Regions from separate parts of the Homo sapiens genome. Here region 1 is linked to region 2. A link is an interaction called in ENCODE POLR2A ChIA-PET data of the cell type or tissue named here. Cell type or tissue: MCF 10A. All regions are shown on one strand. Each heading gives the region's core, and the rest is flanking DNA. Links, peaks and the distances in the headings are about the cores only.

Region 1 (9,931 bases), core at 949-8,948, 130 kb after region 2:
GGGCCCCAGCAGAGAAGTCACTTCATCCTCCATTGTCTAATGGATGCTGATGAAAAGGTTACAGTGCCAGGAAGGTGGTGCTCATCTCTAATCTTGCCTGCCTTGTTCTGTCAAGTCAGAGTTGATGAGAGAGACCCAGGTAACTCATTCTCTTGCTCTTGTCCTGATATCTGATCTCAGGATGGCATTCGAGCTGGTATTTACCATTTGGCCATGTGCCAGGAGTCCTGTATTTTAAAGATCTTTAAGTAGAAACACACATAACTCAAAATGTTAAGCTAGAAGTATCCTATTTTCTCTTCTAAATCTTTCAACTTACAATTTAGGAAACAGATCTAGAGTAAATGGGTAATTTTTTTGAGGCAGCAACAAAACCAGGACAGGAAGTCACACTTCCGTCTACCGAGTTCTCCCAATCCAAAGCTATCTGAAGTGGCTGTTTTAGATTTCCCCACCCACAAGACTTGGCCACAGTTCTCCTAATGCCCAACCCCTTGGCATCACAGCAGTAAAGGGAACTCTCCCTTATTGTGAACATAATATAACACAAGCTCTGAATAAAGAATACAATGTTGCTTTTACCATACTTTTTTCTTCTTCTTTGAAATTATGGTGATTCCTAGTTTATCTTAAATTACACTAGCCCAAACCTTTATCCACATAAAACAAAGCCAGAAATCAGGAAGTAAGCAAGAAAGGCACCTATAGTGAAAAAATAGCTTCTTGTGGTCCACGCTAAAGATTGCAGGATGTCCCATTTGGCCTTTGCTGATGTCTCTGATTCATGTTTAAAACCTTAACAAGCTTGTTTGCAGGGGTTGCAATCTTCCAGGAGCCTGAGAGCTGCCAAGACATAAAAAGAAGAGAAGTTTCTATGGGCCAAGAACCATAGGACAGACCCTCAGAGCACCAACAAAGCACTGCACACAGCCAGGAAAGAAACAACACAAACAAAGCATGAAAAGCAGGCAGAGTTTTAAAAGGAGCATTTCCAGGCTGGCTTACAAACCTCCACAGGCCCAGGAGCAAACTCCATCAATAGCGCGTGGCAGCCGTGGAGGTTTTTAAAGCTATCCCTGACTTAAATATCCAGAAAAGGTTTTCTTTTGGTCATCATGCTTTGAAGAAACAGAGAACTGTGATATATCTTAGCAAGACTGGCATGACTACCACTTAACATGGCGATTACTGTTGAGATTGTATTGTCTCAAGGGTGTAAACACACAAATGAACAAGTAAAACTCCTCAGCTATGTAAAACCCCCAGGGGCTTCAAACGATTCTGGTGTTTCTGAGGCTCTTCTCTTCAGCCTTCCCTGTACAACCAGCCCCAGGCAGCCCAGTGTGCTAGCTCCCCAATTTTTAAGCCAAGAAATGTTAATAGTTTTGGAAAACATCTTAGCTTCAATTACACCTGAATGCAAATTCCCAACCACGTGGGCCTTACACATTTTTGAGGTGTTGCTCACTGCAGTCCTAGCCCTATCTACAACACTCAGCAAAACCCTAAAGGGGGTGGCTGATTCTTTTACTTTTCCACCTAAAACAGCCACCTTCTGTACCCATTACTCTCAGCTTGTTCCCCTTGAAGAGTGATTTGTTTGGTACTTGGATTTTTTTTTTAATTTTATGGTGTCCTACAACATGCTGGTTAGACTAAGCCATTGTCATGTTGACTCTAAAATATTTGAAGAGATTTATTCTGCTCCAAATTTAAGTGACTAACAGCCTATGACACAGCCCCAGGAGGTCCTGAGAACATGTGTTCAAGGTGGCCAGGCTATAGTTTGGTTTTATACCACTTTAGGGAGACATAAGACATCAATCAATACATGTAAGATGTTCACTGGCATGGTCCGAAAAGGCAGGACAACGGGAAAGTGGGGGGAAGAGGGGACTTCCTGCTCATAGGCAGATTCAAACATTTTCTGATTGACAACTGGTTGAAAGTGTTATTATCTAAAGACCTGGAATCAACAGAAAGGAATGTCTGGGTTATAATAAGGAGTTGTGGAGAACAAGGTTTTATAATGCAGATGAAACCTCCAAGTAGCAGGTTTCAGAGAGAATAGATTGTAAATATTTCTTTCTTTCTTTCTCTCTCTCTCTCTCTTTCTTTCTTTCTTTCTTTCTTTTTTTTTTTTTTTTTGAGATGGTGTTTTGCTCTTGCTGCTCACTCAGGCTGGAGTGCAGTGGCATGATCTTGGGTCACTGCAACCTCCACCTCCCAGGTTCAAATGATTATGCTACCTTAGCCTCCTGAGTAGCTGGCAATACAGCTGCCCACCACTATGCACGGCTAATTTTTGTATTTTTAGTAGAGACTGGTTTTCACCATGTTGACCAGGCTGGTCTCGAATGTCTGACCTCAGATGATCCACCCGCCTCAGCCTCCCAAAGCGCTGGGAATACAGGCATGAGCCACCACGCCTGGCCAGCTTGTAAATATTTCTTATCAGACTTAGAGTTGTTCTGCTGGTCTTAGGGCTCTGTGTTGATGTTAATGCTGGTCAGCTGTGCCCGAATTCAAAAAGGGAGAAGTGTATAATGAGGCATGTCCAAATCCCACTTCCCATCATGGCCTGAACTAGTTTTTCAGGTTAACTTTGGAAAGTCCTTGGCTGAGATGAGGCATCCATTCAGATGGTTGAGGGGCTTAGAATTTTATTTTTGATTTTCAGTCAACTCAGCTATATTAAAGCATGCATTACTTTTTTGCTGTCTTTACCCCTCTCCTCCCAATATATTTTTGTGGCTCCTCCTCATAAAAATTTACTTGGAACCCGGAGAATATTATTAAAAAAAAGAAAAAGAAAATAAAAGACTCTCTCCTGAGGAAAAAGTTATTCCACCCACCAAAGTTACAAAACAGGAAATAATGGCTCAGTATGATCCTGGGGACACTCGGGTGCTCTTTTGAAGCTGTTTTCAAATAGGGCGGTTGTTCAAATCCAGAAACCTGGGTCACAAAATCTAAGTATGCAGGAGAAGCTGCCTCCTACAAGAGAAGGAGCCTCCATCCTGGCCTGTTGGAGCGGTCTTACAGGAGAGTCATGAACATAGAAATCAAGTCTTTTCTAATGTCAAAATCATAGACCTTAGGGAAGAAGGAGCTGAAGAGCTCTCCTCACTAGTGGCTGCCCACGAACGAAACCAGCTGCCCAGGGTGGCAATCTGTAAGAGAACAGAATTAATAAGGAAAAAAATGGCACCAATTAATGTGGATTCCATATTCCACTTTTACCTATGAGGCCAAATATAAGCTGGTCTTTTTCTTGCTGGAGTGAACAACCCAATAAAACAGAAAGTAAAAAGAACCAGAAAAAAAAAAAGATGCTCAACAGAATTGGCCTTTCCTTATCAAATAGCTGTTGTTTCTTTCTTCTCCTGTAAGGTAGACACACAAATAGCCATAGCCTAACTCAAACCACTCCACCAAGCCTGCAACAGACTGATAGTTTAGCTAAAATTGTCATCACAGTCCACTGGAATTTTGAAACTAAGTAACGTGGGGTTCGTGTACTGAAAATAAGTGAAATGTGCCATAATCAAAATGTAGAACCCTTTTGTATACCTCCCCAGACAGCAGCATTCTTGGGAAAACTGCAAAAGAATACTGAAGACAGTATAGGAACCAAAGATGATGAGGTGATATTTGACTGGCACGAAAGTCAAGAAAAAATAGTGTTTTTGAACAACACTATGTAACTAGAAATCTAAGTACGTTTTCTCTGCAATAAATGCATGTGACTGACAGAAGCCAGTTATGAGTATGCAGGCATCCAAAAAAAATGTAAAATGAAAGACAATTTCAAATAAGTTACAATGTTATGTTTCTGAAATTAAGCTTCTGGCTAAACATGTTTGAGGAAACAGGGATTTTACTCTACTCCTGTCTCTTAAAACTCATGGAAGAAAACTCTGTCTTTAATGAAACAAAGAAATGGCCATGCCCCGAACAAAACTACTGAACATTTCTACCAAAAATGCTAACGCCTGGTCTCAGGTGGGCAAGGAGGCTGAAGCCCACATTACAGCTCAGGCAACGTGTCAATTTCCCATTGGCTCTGCAAGACAAACTAGCATCCTTTCAGGGCCCCCAGGTAAGGTTGCACAGGTGGTGCCCCGCTAAAGCATGCCTGGCCCAGAGGGTGAATAAAAGAGGCTGGGATAGAGCCCCTTCCATGGTTTCTAAACAAAGCTAAGACAAACCACCCAGAGACACCCATCTGCTCATAAGCACTAGCCAGAGGGGTGCTTTCACCCAAAGAGGAGGCCTTGTAATTCACACTAGGCCCCAAGTGGGCTAATGGCAGCCCTGGGTCTTCACTTAGGGAGAGAAGATCCAGGAGCTGGGCAGGCCATGGATGAAGAAGTGAACTATCCATGTGGCGACCCAGTTCTGCACCCCCAGAATGGCATAGAGTCAGCCTCTGCTGGAGGCCTCTCACCACAGCTGCTCATTCCTTTTCTTGAAGACACATCTCCCATTTATTTTTGGGCCTGAAGAATGAGGGCGTCTCTCAGGAAATTCCCTTAAATAAAAAACAACCTGGTTATATGTGCTTCCTTCTCTCAAATTAAGCAAGCAGGAATAAACTGAGCATAAGTGAAAGCAGGTGAAGGACGTGCATCACAAGGAAAGACACTTCAGCCAGTAAGACTTCAAGCAAAAAAAAAAAAAAAAAAAAGAAGGAAAAGAAAGAAGAAAAAATTAGACAAAAGGAAAAGCAATTATAGAATGACAGAAAACAACTAAAAGTGAACTAACAAATATGCACATTTCAAATTTTGATCAACACTGATAATTGGGTATCTAAAGATGTCCGTCAATATTCTTTTCCGTCAAAATATATGAGAGTTTTCTTACATCCATGCTGACTTGGGGATAGTATCCATCTTTTGAATCTGGAGTAGTCTGTTGGATTTTAAAAAATGGCTTCTCTTATTTTTAATTAGCATTTCTCTGATGATTAGTGAGGTCAAGCAGATTTACATATATTGACTGATCATTTGCGTTTGGCTGCATTCAGAAGCAGCCCCTTGTGCTGGGAATAATCCTTAAAGGGAATGTGAATAACATTTTCAAATGGGGAGAAGCACACTCCGTACTTCTGAGGTCAGACTTAGCTGGCATTTTGGCATGTAGAGTAAGCTCGGTCATGAGGGACAGACTTACTTTTCAGAAAATCTAGAGAGCCAAATTATGTTATGAGGTTTTCTAAATTTGGGGTCAGCCAAAGGCACGGAAAAGAGAAGAAACAAAATCAGAGAAGTCAGAGAAACCTTCCTCAGGTTCAGACAAGGCAGTCTTCTTTCTACCCTGCATGACAGGGATAATCCACCAAAATATCCCTGCCAGCGCCTGAAACTTTGAAAACAATTATATGGGGGTCAGGCTTTGAATTTTCGAAAGTCCATGATTAAGCTACAAATAACCAAAGATTCTTGAGCACTTACTATGCACTAGCCAGTAAATCAAACGTACCATAATTCACCACAGCGTCTGGGTCAGGGAGAGGTGAGAAAATTCCTGACTCACAAATGACTCTGTGAAAAATGAGGATAAGAATGCCCAGTTCATAGAGAGCTATGATAATTACATGAAACACGGTATTTAAAGCACTTTTGCCTTGGACAAAGTTGGTGCTCTGTAACTATGAATTCCCTCTCCCTTTCCTCCAGTTCCCTCTAATAGTTAATGTGTCTTTATCAATCCTCATTAACTAAATGGTGTCCATGACCTGGAACACAGAATGGGAACCTCAGCTGCTCTGGGCAGTGGGGCAGGATGAGATGGTGCATGGGGATGAGCAAAGGGTGAGGTGGTACCTGCACAATCTTCTCACCAGGTGGGATGAACCAGGGGTTATCATACACTACCTGTTTATGAACAGATGCAGTGCTGGATTCTGTATAAGTGCCAGACTAAACATACAAAGCCCTTGAGCATGACATGTACCTTTTATATGCTTTTGAAGAATTTGGAGGGGTGCAAAGGGGCATCCAATCCTGCTTTCTTTGTGGGGCAGTGGGGGTTGGAAGGAGGAAGAAGTGAAATGTGTGTAGGGGATGTTGGGGGGTTAGGAACAATACAGCCCTCTATGGCAGGGAGCAGGATGGGAGTGAGGTGAGAGCCACAGCCGACAGCCAGGCCACAAGTTCTAACTCTCCACTCAAGACTGGGATGTTTTCTTACAGCAAAAACCAAACCTGATACCACCCCAAATTTTTATTTTATCATTAGCATTTTATTTCCTCAAATGTGTTTACTTTGCAGTAACAGTAATGTCAAAATATCCTGGACAAGGGTATCATGCCCAGGACTATTTAAAGAAAGGAACCCTTTGCCGTTTCCACAAACCCCGAAATGGCCTAAAATGTGAGAATTTGCATCAGATCTCACTGCCATGCAAATCAGAGAGTGGCTTGCATGGTGGCCTTATTTATTTTGGTAAATGCGTGGGCAGGGGAGGTAAAGGAGCTGTTTGAAATGCTTTTAAAATTTTTAGTTTCAAATTATTGAACACTCCAAGAAAAAAACTTAGATTTTTCTAGGGATAAAATAAAGCAAACCTTACTTCAGATATGTGTAAAGCATAAATACACTTAACACTCTTGAAAGCTATATTGTTGACTATTTGAAAAGAGGGCTGGGAATATTTTCTTCTTAATGAATAAGTAAATTCACTTCACCTGAGGACTTAGTACAAATGGGCTCCTACATCATCTTTACTGGCCCTTTCCCACCATGGTGTAAGGCTATGGTTCCTTCCTCTCTTCAGGGCACGGCCACCACTTCTCACCTTCTTATCTTGATGTTCTAGCCAACTGTGACTCCAGTTACGGTACTTACCTGGGGTTTGCCTCCTACCTCTATAATTTTCTTCACCCCAATCTGCGCTACTGGTGCTTTGTCCTCAATCTTCTTCTGGGGCCCAGGTCTCTGCATGACCTCCCATTGGCTGAATTATTAATTGTTAATGGGAATGTATCTCTGGGTCCCTGAATTGCTTCCTCAATTTGGTATCACATAAAATTAACTATCAAGGACGAGTTGTTATTAACATGAATATGGAAAGGTAAACATGCAAGAATAGCCAGGAAAGCAATTAAAATAACAACTGTGAAGAGAAATGCTCTGGTAGACACTGAAACATACTAGAAAGCCTCTATTAACACAGTCTGGGCCTGACCACAGGAATAGAAAAATAGGCCAGTGGGATAGAATAAAAAGTCCCCAAGGAGACCCAAGACATGGAAATGTAGGTGTATCCTAAACAGGTATTGCTAGGGCAGAGGTGGGGAAAATTTCCAATGCGGTAGCCATTGGAAAAAGATAAAATCTGTACTGCATACCATATACAAGAATAAACTCCAAATGGATCAGGGATCTAAATGTAAACATTTAAACTGTACAAATACAAGAAGCAAATATGGGTGAATTTTTCTTTAACCTTGATATAGGGACTTAAAATCCAGAAAAATTAAATATTGATAAATGTGTCTACATAAAATAATTAAAACATTTTTATTGCAGGAGAACCATAAACAAAGTCAAAAGGGAAAAATATGTATAATTTATAACATGGATAAGGGGTTAATATCCTCAATATTCAAATAATTCTTAGCGAGGGAAATGATTAAAGCTACCTGAAAAATAGAAAAAAAGACATGAACAGACAACTCATTTAAAAGCATATATATGGCATTTGAACTTATGAGAAGATATTCAAACAACCCATAATTAAAGACATGCAAGTTAAAACTATTGCATTTCTCACCTATCAGATAAGGAAAAATTTAAAAGTATGACAACACATTCTGTTGGCAAGAATAGAGGGAAACAGGTACTCTCATGCATTGCTGGTGGGAATACAGATTGGCACAACCCTTTTAGAGGGGGATTTGGTGATGACTAACAAAATGATTCATCCACTTACTTTTCAACTAAGCAGTCCTACTTCTAGGAATCCACCCTAAATATACATCTCTAAAAGTACAAAAATACATATACACAGGTTATTTATTATGATATTGGTTGGAAAGAGCTTGAATACTTAAGAGAGTAGGTGAATAAACTATAGTACACTCAGTGGAGTACTATGCAGCCATAAAAAATGAGTGATAAGGGATGCCTATGAACTGATATGCTGTGCTTACTAGGGTATACTGTTAATTGAAAGAAGCAAAATGTGAAAAAATAGAAAAGCCTATCTTTTGTGTAAGAAAAAAAGGAAATAAGAAATTATACACATATCTGCTCAATAGTGCAAAAATAAATAGAGAAAAAATAAACCAGAAACTAATGACTAGTTACACATAAGGAGAAGGGAATGACTCCTAGTCACATACAAGGAGAAGGGAATGACTCCTAGTCACATACAAGAAATAGGTAGAATTGGGTTGGAAAGGATGGGAAAATGAGAGCAGGATAGAATGGATAGTGGGGGGCAGAGGAGTGACTCTTTTCTGAGTAACCCTTCTTATAAAATTCTGACTTTTGGCAACCATAGTAGTGATTTATGTGCTCAAGATATATAGATAGACAAAATCAACAGGGATGATGAAAGAAATCCAAAATGGAATTTGTATCAGTCAAGAATCCAAGCCAGGAGGCACAAGTCATGCAGTAATTTGAATAGAGAAGTTCATTATGAACAGGGAAATAACTATGAAGGTGTAAAGACAGCCCTAAAGAATATTCTAGAGCTGAGAGTACAAAAAGAATAAACAAATTTGGAAGTGGCCCCTCTCCAAGGATGCGACTGAGATCTCATGGGAGGTGATGGAGATACTCAATAAATACTAAAAATTAATGGGTTTTCTGGGCCCAGAGCTGTACCACAGCCATCAGGCAAGTAAGAAATACACCCTTTGGTAGGCATGCCAAAGCTGGCAGGAAGAAATTGCAGCCAGGGCCAGCAAGCCAAAAGCAACCCTCTGGAGTGCAAGCAGTCAAGACTGGCAGAAGGGCATTGAGAATGACTCAGCATATTAGGAGCCCACTCATCAGCAGGGCAGCATGAGACCTGAGGTGTGCAGTGTTTACTTTAGGAGGGTCACATCGAGGTGGTCACCAGGCCAAGGCCAGAGCTGTGAGCTCACTAAGGCACCATGTGGTCTGAACAAGCAGCTGGGACAAAGCAGCACTAAATTTTTTCCCGCACACTGCTGGCCACCGTGTGGTAGGAGTGAAGAGATAAAACGGCAGCACATCAGGGCCGGGTGCAGTGGCTCACGCCTGTAATCCCAGCACTTTGGGAGGCCGAGGCGTGCGGATCACGAGGTCAGGAGATTGAGACCATCCTGGCTAACACGGTGAAACCCCGTCTCTACTAAAAATACAAAAAATTAATTAGCCGGACATGGTGGCGCCTGTAGTCCCACCTACCCCAGAGGCTGAGGCAGGGGAATGGCGTGAACCAGGGAGGCGGAGCTTGCAGTGAGCCTAGACCGAGCCACTGTGCTCCAGCCTGGGCAATAGAGTGAGACTCCGTCTCAAAAAAAAAAAAAAAAAATAGCAATGCATGGTGAATCTGCGGGCTTTGGAACCATCCAGATGTGGATTCGACTCTGACCTTGTAACTTAACTAATTGTGTGATGCCAGGCTAGTTACCTAATTTCCCTAAGCCTCAGTTTCCTCACCTGAAAAATGGGTCATCATAATAATATCTACTTTACGTTATTTATTGCAATTATCTCTATATTTATATTATGATTATTTATATTCAATGGATGATATTTGTAAAGAACTTACTACAAACTCAACCAGCAGAATTCATAATAGTTTGATATGGTTTGGCTGTGTCCCCACCCAAATCTCATCTTGAATTGAAATCCCCATAATCCCCACGTGTTGAGGGAGGGACCTGGTGGGAGATGACTGAATCATGGGGGTGGTTTCCCCATGCTGTTCTCATGATAGTGC
Region 2 (9,931 bases), core at 1,215-9,214:
AGTGTTTCACAGGCGATGATTTGAAGGGCAATAAGAATAATATGGCCCATAAGCTGGGCGCCATGGCTCACGCCTGTAATCCCAGCACTGTGGGAGGCCGAGGCAGGTGGATCACGAGGTCAGGAGTTCAAGACCAGCCTGGCCAACATGGTGAAACCCCATCTCTACTAAAATACAAAAATTAGCCGAGCATGGTGGCGAGCGCCTGTAATCCCAGCTACTCGGGAGGCTGAGGTAAGAGAATCGCTTGAACCCAGGAGGCAGAGGTTGCAGTGAGTCGAGATCGTGCCATTGCACTCTGGCCTGGACAATAGAGTAAGAGTCCGTCTCAAAAAAAAAAAAAAAAAAAGAATAATAATATGGCCCATTCATTGCAGGTGTTAAATGGAAATCGCCTGAGATCAGCTGTCAAGAATTAATCAGGGATACTTACTGTATTATGTACTTGAAACTAAGAGGGTAGACCCTAAGTGTTAACACACACACACACAACTATGTGGGGTGTTGGATATATTAATTAGCTTGATTGTGGTAATCATTTAACAATGTATCCATATATCAGAACCCCAAGTTGTACACTTTAAATATATACAATTTCTGTTTGTCAATTATACCCCAGTACTGAAAAAAAAAATGGTCAAGAAGGGCTGGGCATGGTGGCTAACACCTACAATCCCAGTGCTTTGGGAGGCCAAGGCAAGAGGATCACTTGAGGGCAGGAGTTTGAGATCAGCTTGGGCAACATGATGAGACCTCATCTCTACAAAAAATAAATTAGCTGGGCATGGTGGAACACACCTGTAGTTTAGCCCTACGCAGGAGGCTGAAGTGGAAGGATTGCTTGAGACCAGGATTTCAAGGCTGCTGTGAACTATGATCACACCATGGCACTCCAGCCTGGGTAAGAATTCATTAAGGACAATAATATGATCTAGAACCAATTTAAGCAGAGCCAAAAGAAGGACCTGACCTCAAAGAATATGCACATGAATCAGAAAAGCGACCCAGTCCTTGTCAACGTCCTGCTTCTCTCTCTTTCTTTTCCCTTTCCTAATGCTCATCTCTTTGTAAAACATCTCCTCCTCATGGACTTAAAAGATTCAAACATCTTTGTTCAAATTCTGGAAGTCATGGTGCTTCCCCCAGACTGAGGTGATTGCCACTGAGGATCAGATCCCAGGTGAGTTGAGGGCAGAGGAAAGGGTCCTCTGAAGCCACGTTGGAGAAGGGCTTGTTAGACTTCCCTTTACTACAAGAACGCCTGCTATTCTTCATGCATCCTAGCTTTTCCTAGTCATTCTTTATTCCTTGATCATATTCACCCACTTACCAAAACACTTACTGGATTGATTTTTACTTTTAGTGTGTTCTACTTTCATAATCCATAAGCTGCCTATCCTCGTATAGCACAGCACACAGCTATTTTTATAATCCTCTACTCATTTGATTCCTAGCCCCAGTAATCCAGGAACTGGCCATTATATCTAGTTCATGCAACCCATAAAGTTGCACATTCTGTACCTTTTGAATAGTCTTTCTCTCATCTTTTTCCCCTTCATCCTTTCTGATTCTTGAAGCTGAAAAGATTCTCAAGGCTCCAAGTTAGCCCTGCCCTCATCTTGGTTCCTTCTTCAGTGGCTACCAGATATCATAGACTTATGACTATCAAAGCAAGAGGAATATGGAGTCAGGGAGATACATTGGCTGGAGCAAGGGGTGGGCCTGAAGACAAAAGTTGATGAGCAGTTTTTGAAGGTCCAGTCTCTGTTCATGAGGGAGGCTCCTGGTGAAGAGATAGAAATGCCACTCATCACTGTGTACACTGGGGACTTTTCCGTTTACCTGAGATAGTCACAGAATGGAGACCTGCCTCCTAGGGGTCAACCAAAGTAGGTACGAGGAAGGATCTGCAGCTGGTTTAAGCTTTAAAAATGTGCCTCTACCCAGGATTAGGCTGCAGAGGCTGATGAAAATGTCAGGTTTCTTTGATTTGGCTGAACTCTGTGAGCACAATGTTGTAATACTGTTGATCTCATGCTGATCTGAAGCTGGCCAAAATATATATCCATGATGAATTATAATAAAAATAGGGAGGATTATGACTTGATATATAAAGTTTGGGAAATAAAGCCATTTAAAATATTGGTCTGTGGGTGAAAATGACAAAACATAGGGCCATAAGGAGGAATAAAACCAAAGGTTGGTTGTGTGATCTACATGTGGAGCTCAGAGCATGTTTCTTCCTCCAGCCCCCTTCCCCGTTGCTCTGCCTCATGAGGGAATTAGCACTTGGTATTGTCTGTACGACTGGCATTGTTCCCTGAGCCTCGAGTCTACGGGGACCACAACTAGATGGTCTAACGTGTGCCTTATTCAGCTGAATAAGGTGTTGAATAGCTACAAATTGATAACAAGTTTTAAAGAGCATGAAGTGCCAACTATGCCCTGGCTAGTAAGAAAGCCAGTTATATGTCAAGGAGGCTTATTAGCTGTGCATGACCATATATAAAATTACAGGGGCTGACTATAGCACCAAAATTAGGTGGTGGTAAGGAATTTAATCATGTACTGACCAATTTCTTGTTTCATAAGAACACTAAGTCCCTGTAAGTGCCAATGTCAGCAGATTCATAACCCTGCAGCGCAATTTTGGATTGTCAGAATCTGTTAACTGTAGGTATGCCATCTATGGATTTTAAAATCAGAGGTTCAGACTAGCTGTATTACTTGGTGTAGTGTTAACCATGTTTGGTGGATGCCAGGATGTGCCACACAGGTCCCCTTTGGGGATTGGACTTACTTCCCCAGCAGGTGGGAGTGCCGTCAGTTTCAGCCCTCTGCTCTAAGCCCTCTCCAGAACTGCCCTTATGTGAAGACAGCAGCCTTACTAAGTTCAGACCCCCTTCCTGTGGCAGCCCTCATCCCATAACTGGTCCATGCTGGGGTATAAAGACCTGACCCACTTCCTCTATTAGGGGCAACTCTGAAGGGCAGGGCCTTCACAGCTTTGCAGCTCCTAGTAGGGTGGGCTCAGGCCCTTGTTCAGACTGCATTGCAAGGCCATACCTTCCTTACCTAGATCACACTTTCTTACTTTCCCTGGACAGGTGTTGGTCCTAGAACACTTCCCTAATAAACTTCTGCATGCTGATTTCCATCTCAGAATCTGCCACACAGGGAACCTGACCAGCAACAGTAGGACAATCTGGATGGCTTGAGTCAGAAGGTGATAAGTTAGAAATAAAGCACTGAAATTTAAAGGGCAAGCATGAGAATGACTCAAATGAAAAAGACAGTATCAAGTGCTGGCAAGGATTCAGAATAAGTGGAACTCTCATACACTGCTGACGGGAGGGTCTATTGGTACAATCATTTGGAAAACTCTTTGACTCTGTCTGTTAAAGTTGAATATCTGTGATCATGTCCTATGAGCTAGCAGTTTCTCTCCTCAGTATATATGCCTAAGAAAAATGCACGCATGCCCACCAAAAGAAGAATACACACAAATGGGCATAGCAGCACTCTTGCCAAATGCACCAAACTGGAGAGAACCACAGTGTCATCAATAACAGAATGAATAAATACATCATATTATAGTCACACAATGGAGTACTATGCAGCAATGAGAAGGAAAACTACAGCTCCACAAGGCAATACAGATGAATATCACAAATATAATATTGAACAAAAGCAGCCAGACACAAAAGAAGACATAACATATGATTCCATTTATACAAATGTAAACATCGGCAAAACTGATGTATGGTGTTTGAAGTCAGAGTGGTGGTTGCCTTTATGGAGATTCACTGTGACAAGAAGAAGTCTGAAGGGGATATTCTGGAAGGCTTTCGAAGCTGTTTTTGATCCAATTGCTGGTTACTGGAGTGAGTTCACTTTAGGAACATTTGTTGATTTTTCTGGACACTCACTATTTGTGCACTTTTCTGTGATATGGTATAGTATTTAAACTCAGAGTTTATATAGTGAAGGAAGAAGAAGGAAGGGCAGATGTAAACACTGGATACAAAAAATGTGACATCACGGATGTAGACAAAAATTCCCAAGATTCAAACAGGACCCCTACTGTCCAGTACTGCAGACTCCTATAGATGACAAGTCTGAGGTCCAGAAGGGCTCCAGTTGGCTCAAAGTTACATAGCCAGCTAATGGTGAAAGACTTCCTGGCCCCATCCTTTCCCCCTCTTCCCACACTTAGCAGAGCCAATGTGGTCACTAGAGTCTCCATTCATCTGAGCTCAGCATTGACCACAGAATCATCCAGGCAGCCTAAGCAAGATATGCAATGTACAGGGAAATAAAACATGAGCAAAGACCTGAAAAAGGCATAGGAATTTGATGTAACAGAAATGTTATCCATTTCTTAGAGGCCTTTCTCCACCTATTACCTACTGTCTTCCCACCCACGCTTCTATAACTACCCACAATGCTTTGTGTTGAAAGTGTGTCATTTTCTTTTTGCAAAGCCAAAGACTACGGAGAAAAGGTTTTGAGCTGTGAGCTAAATTGCCTTTTTCTCCCTTGGCTTTTTCCTATAATCTTTGGGAGAACTCTAGACTATACTGGGCTCTAAAGGCCCCTTTTGAGAGCATTGCCTTATGTCATGGAATCATTGTGAAAAACAGCTAAGTTATAACTACTTTATATGTCTTTAAATAAGTTAGTATTTCTCTAAGAGCTTTAATTTCATTTAATAGGTGATAGAGATGACCTTGAAGATTAAAGCTGAAATATTCTTCATTCTTTAAGTATGTTAATATGTGTGTGTGCACATTTGTGTGTGTGCACATGGGTATGTGTGCTTGTGTGTGTGTGCATGGATGAGTGTGTGTGTTTGCATGTGTGCAAATGCATGAATCTGTACTAGTATATAGGCTTGCATGTCGTGTGCTTGCGTATGTTTGCATGTGTGTGTGCATATGCACAGGCACATTCTCTGTTAATATAATGCCATTTGCAGGGTGCTTGCCAGTCTCTTGAGACTCATGGTTCTCTGCTTTCGATTACACTCAGACTAGTCCAAAACCCCTCTGAACTAATTCTAATCAACTTGGAAGCCACCACACTCAGGCATGAGGCCGTCAAATGTGAGTGTTTGCAGATGTCAGTGCAGAGATGGCAGTAATCCAGGAGGACAGATCAAGGCTTAGTCACTGAAAAATACATGCCAGTGCATCCCAGCTCCAGAGCACCATCTCAGCCCATAAGAAAAACATGTCATGACAGTAAATCAATAACCCCTTGGAGATGATTCGTTTCTGAAATATCCCTGATTAATTATGCCAGTCCATGCTTGGCAAGAGTACTTTGCTCCAGCATTAACCTAATGCTTTTTGCATGAAGCAGGATTATAACGGGTTCTCATAAGTCAAATTTGACATTTTAAATCAGGCTTTAAAGGTTTGGGTTATAGATTTTATAATGTCTCCATGTCAAACATAATTGCTCTTATTGCTGCTAGTAGACGTTTGCCAATCAATCAAAATAACATTTATTTTCATCATAAACAAGGGTAAATTAAAACCATTTGAAATCATTGTATTTGAAAACTTAGTGAAGAAGCATCTTTAGTACCATTGAAATTTGCTTCCTCACTGTGATACATGGGAGCGTGATGAAATTATAAAAGTCGATGGAAATGTGTTACTATTTTCACCTTGAAAAATTAATGCTTCTACATATTTTGTGAATACGCGGCTTAAATTTGGTGGCTTATTCCCATATGATTATGATTTGGGGCAAAATAGCTCCCTTTCTTTACATAATAGGAAATTATCATTTTTGTCCCTTAAAGATGAATATATCTTTCAGTTTGCTTATAAATTGCATTCAGAACTTATTTCTTATTCCTCTTAAATTGCAAGTGTTTTTTTCTCTAAGAAAAGTTAATGGAAAAAGAAGATTTGCTTAAGGGGAAGTCATACTAATAGGTTCCTTCAACAAAAGCTTAGCATACAATGGTCAACTGGTTTGTACATTCTCCCTAAAGTACTTCCAATGCATCAGGGTCACCTTCCCTTACGGTAATTATAGCATTATGTGGTATATTACTACTCTATTTCTATACTGTATGTGTATACTATTTCTATTTGATTATACTGAGATAGATCTCAGTATAGTCATTGAGTGCCATCATGTAGGTATGCAGTGGGAACACGAAAAAGAGGGATTAACTCCGCCCGAGACAGAGCTGACCTTATGGAATAGTGTATTAGTCAGAATAGGCTAACTTACCCGAAGATAGTAACTTCATTCTGAATTCTCTGTAGATTAACCCCACAAAGTTTCTCATTCACACAAAGTATGTTGTTATCCAGTTGACCCTCCAGAGCAGCTTTCTTCCAGGTGGTAATGCAGGGATCCAGAACCCTTCCATCTATGATCTTAACATGTGGCTCTCAGGTCACTATGGTAGAGAAGAGAGAGAGTGAACACACACCAGCTTTTAAATGCACTGGCCTAAGAGTGTCCACATCGCTTCTGTTAATAATAGGCCCATTGGCCAGGACTAGAGCTTACTGTGGCCCCGCCTAACTGAGGAAGCATAGAAATGTGAGGCTGATTCTTTGATGGGAGGAAAATGACTCTGCAATATGTATATACCAAGGATAAGATCCCAAATATTAAGGGATTGCAGTCAGAAAGAAGATGAACAAAGACGTGAAAGTTTGAGGTCTTTTAATGGAACAATAACAGTTGCCAGTCCAGAGTGGTATAAGATTAATCTAGAAAAGTAGGTTGAATCACATAGTAAGGGCCTTTGAAGGCAATGCCAAGAAACTTGGACTTCACCTGAAAATAGTGGGAAGATTTTGGCCAGGCGCGGTGGCTCATGCCTGTGATCCCAGCACTTTGGGAGGCCGAGGTGGGCGAATCACAAGGTCAGGAGTTCAAGACCAGCCTGGCCAACATGGTGAAACCCCATTTCTACTAAAAATACAAAAATTAGCTGGGCATCGTGATCGGCACCTGTTATCCCAGCTACTTGGGAGGCTGAGGCAGGAGAATTGCTTGAACCCGGGAGGCGGAGGTTGAAGTGAGCTGAGATCATGCCATTGCACTCCAGTCTGGGCGACAGAGTGAGACTTCGTCTCAAAAAAAAATATTGTGGGAATATTTTAAAGAAGAGAACCACATAGTCAGAATTATGTTTTTAAAGCCATACTCTGACATTGCAGGATGCTGATATCTACGAATAAGTGGATTCTACTGAGAAAATATCTGAAAAGCAGGTGAATAACATTAAAATCCTAGGTTATTGTTTTTCAAGCTTCCTTTTGTTAAATTTCAGAGTGCTGTGAATGATGTTTCATTTTTCTATAGTTGCTCCCCAAACTTGTCACTTTTCCGTGCTCTTTAAGAAAATACTTCAATGCTTTAAATTTTACTGAGTGCAGGAACACCTACTTGAGTTTCACTTTTCCCTTGCCATTCACCTCTGCTGTGTCCCCCATTGCTCTCTCTTCTTGCATTCTTCACCTCACTCCCCAGAATGTTTCTTTATTAGTCCATTTTCACGCTGCTGATAAAGACATACCTGAGACTGGGTAATTTATAAAGAATGAGAGGTTTAATGGACTCATAGTTCCACGTGACTGCGGAGGCCTCACAATCATGGTGGAAGGCGAAAGGCATGTCTTACATGGTGGCAGGCAAGAGAGCATGAGAGCCAAGCAAAAGGGGAAACCCCTTATAAAACCATCAGATCTTGTGAGACTTATTCACTACCATGAGAACAGTATGGGGGAAACTGCCCCCATGATTCAATTTTCTCCCACCAGGACCCTCCCAAACACATGGGAATTATGGGAGCTACAATTTAAGATGAGAATTGGGTGAGGACACAGCCAAACCATATCAGTTTCCAAAATACTATTAAGGAGAGTGGGCCACCAAAAACACAAGAAAGGTAGCACAAATCTCAGAAAGAGAATGCCTCTCCATGACAACAGCTTGGAGTTACTCTCCCTTCTTCCCCTCTACCTCCATGAGGCTCTTGCTACCTGTGGGATTTACCCTCTGACATGGGCATAAAGACTGACCTGTTGTCCCTCAGACCCTGGAATCTTAAGAAGCTGAATGGTGGGGCGATGAGAGACGATTTCAGGTTCCTTCTCCCAGGCACAGCCATGACACAGTCAGCTCCCCTTCCCTCATAGGAGATCTACCCCTGGCCATTCTTTTATCCTTCGGTTGTCCTGGTGCTCCATAGGCAGCAGAGCACTGGGAGTCAAACTGCCCAAGTCTGAGCACAAACTCACCACCTTCCAGTTGGATAAACTTGTGCAACTTTCTTAACTTCTTGTGCCTCAGTCTCTGTAAAATGGAATTGATGATGATAATAACATATACCTTGAGGCATTATCTTGAGAATTAAATGAGTTTTATTCCATGTAAAGCGATCAGTACAGTTCCTGGCATGCAATAAATAGATCTCATAGAATAACTTCAATTATTTGCATGTGTTGTGTGAGCCACTTCTACTCCAAGATCCTATACATGCAACCCCAGTGAATGAGATCTTTTCCAAGGTGAGAGACTTTAAATTTTTATTCACCTAATTGAGACATGTTTCCCAGAACAGCAGTCCGTTGGAGGCAAGGATGACTGGTGTATAGTAGGAATATAGTATTTATTGGATGAATGAATGAATGAATGAACAAACGAGCATGGGAAGCAGTGTGTGTCAGTAAAAGAGCATGTTTTAGAGTCAGGTAGATCTGGAATCAAATGTTGGCTACACCATTTATGAGTTCTACACTACCTTTGACAAGTGAACCCCTCTGTTCCTTCATTTCGTCATGTATAAAATGAAGAAGATAACTACTACATTAGGATTGCTGTGAGAATTAAATATGATAACAGTGGGAAATGTCTAGTATAAACTCAGCATATATTAGGAGCTCAGTAAATGGTAGCTATTATTATTGTTATTCCATATTTCTGCACATCCAGTTAATGATAGAGGAAGCAGCATAAACACAGAGGGATGAAATAAATATTTTCTTTGTTTACCTGTCAAATTGACATTTACAAAGTTAGACTAGCTTTCTTTTTGTTCTTTATCTTATGTTGTTGTCTGTATTGTGGAGCTTATTAAAGTAAAGGAGAAAAAGAAGAGTAGAAAGGGGGAAATTGTAGGTGACAAGGCTGCAGAGAGGTGAGGAAGAGGTGTGAGGCTGAGGAAGTGGCCTAGAAGAAAGTCATGGAAAGTCCCTTCCTTGAAAAGCCAGCAGGATAGGAACCAGGCAGGAGAGGGGAGCGACTTGACAGATAAATCTCTCCTCTCTTCACTCCCTTCTCCACTCTTTCTCCAGCTTAATCTTTCTACTATTAATATCCAAATTTGTTTCTCCTACTTCTCTAGATCTTAAACTCCATGGAAGATGTCTGAACCTATAGAGGAACGTCTGCTTCCTGCAGGGCAGACTCCAGCTCAAAGCCCTCTAGGGTTTGGCAGACACCTCCCTCACCCTCACCCGTGCAAACCCAGCTCTTCATCCTCTTTCATGTCTTGCAGTGGTAACAGTGCCCTTAGTGGACTGTGCTGTACCTTTACTTTTTCTTCTCCTTGGCCATGTGAATGAATGCTGTCCTTTACCCTTCTACTTATCAACCCCTAGTCACATTTAAAAACCCAGTTCTAATGTCCACCATGATATGAGATCTTTCCTTGACATAACCAAGCAGAGCAAATCACTCTGGCCTTTGTGCCATTGTTGGTCTGCAAGTCTGCATACAGCTCATCATAGTATAGTGGTTTGCCTGTCTGAGGGCATTCATTAGAGGTGCTATTCTGTGAGAACTACACATACTAATTGGGAAATCTTCGTGGAAGAAAGCAAACACTAAGTCACTTAAAAATGGATGTTATATTTTATGGTACAACATGGGTCATCTCTAGCATCCCAGT

The links. Peaks named below come from ENCODE experiments on the same cell type or tissue, not always from the same donor. Only the 100,000 strongest peaks of a DNase experiment are listed, where the experiment ranks them.
Region 1: POLR2A ChIA-PET joins it to region 2 with 7 read pairs; 2 of 35 experiments call an interaction of 5 or more read pairs at or near these places.

Annotation. Positions count from the first base shown.
Region 1 is chr6:143,400,454-143,410,384 of GRCh38, forward strand. No RefSeq gene overlaps it. Among named protein-coding and RNA genes, the nearest start is that of ADAT2, 45 kb to the right of the region's middle. In MCF 10A, for the core only: no CTCF peak of the experiment used is centred there; no DNase peak of the experiment used is centred there.
Region 2 is chr6:143,266,017-143,275,947 of GRCh38, forward strand. All of the region lies in intron 3 of AIG1 (androgen induced 1), which reads left to right. Among named protein-coding and RNA genes, the nearest start is that of ADAT2, 180 kb to the right of the region's middle. In MCF 10A, for the core only: no CTCF peak of the experiment used is centred there; a DNase peak (open chromatin) is centred at 5,145.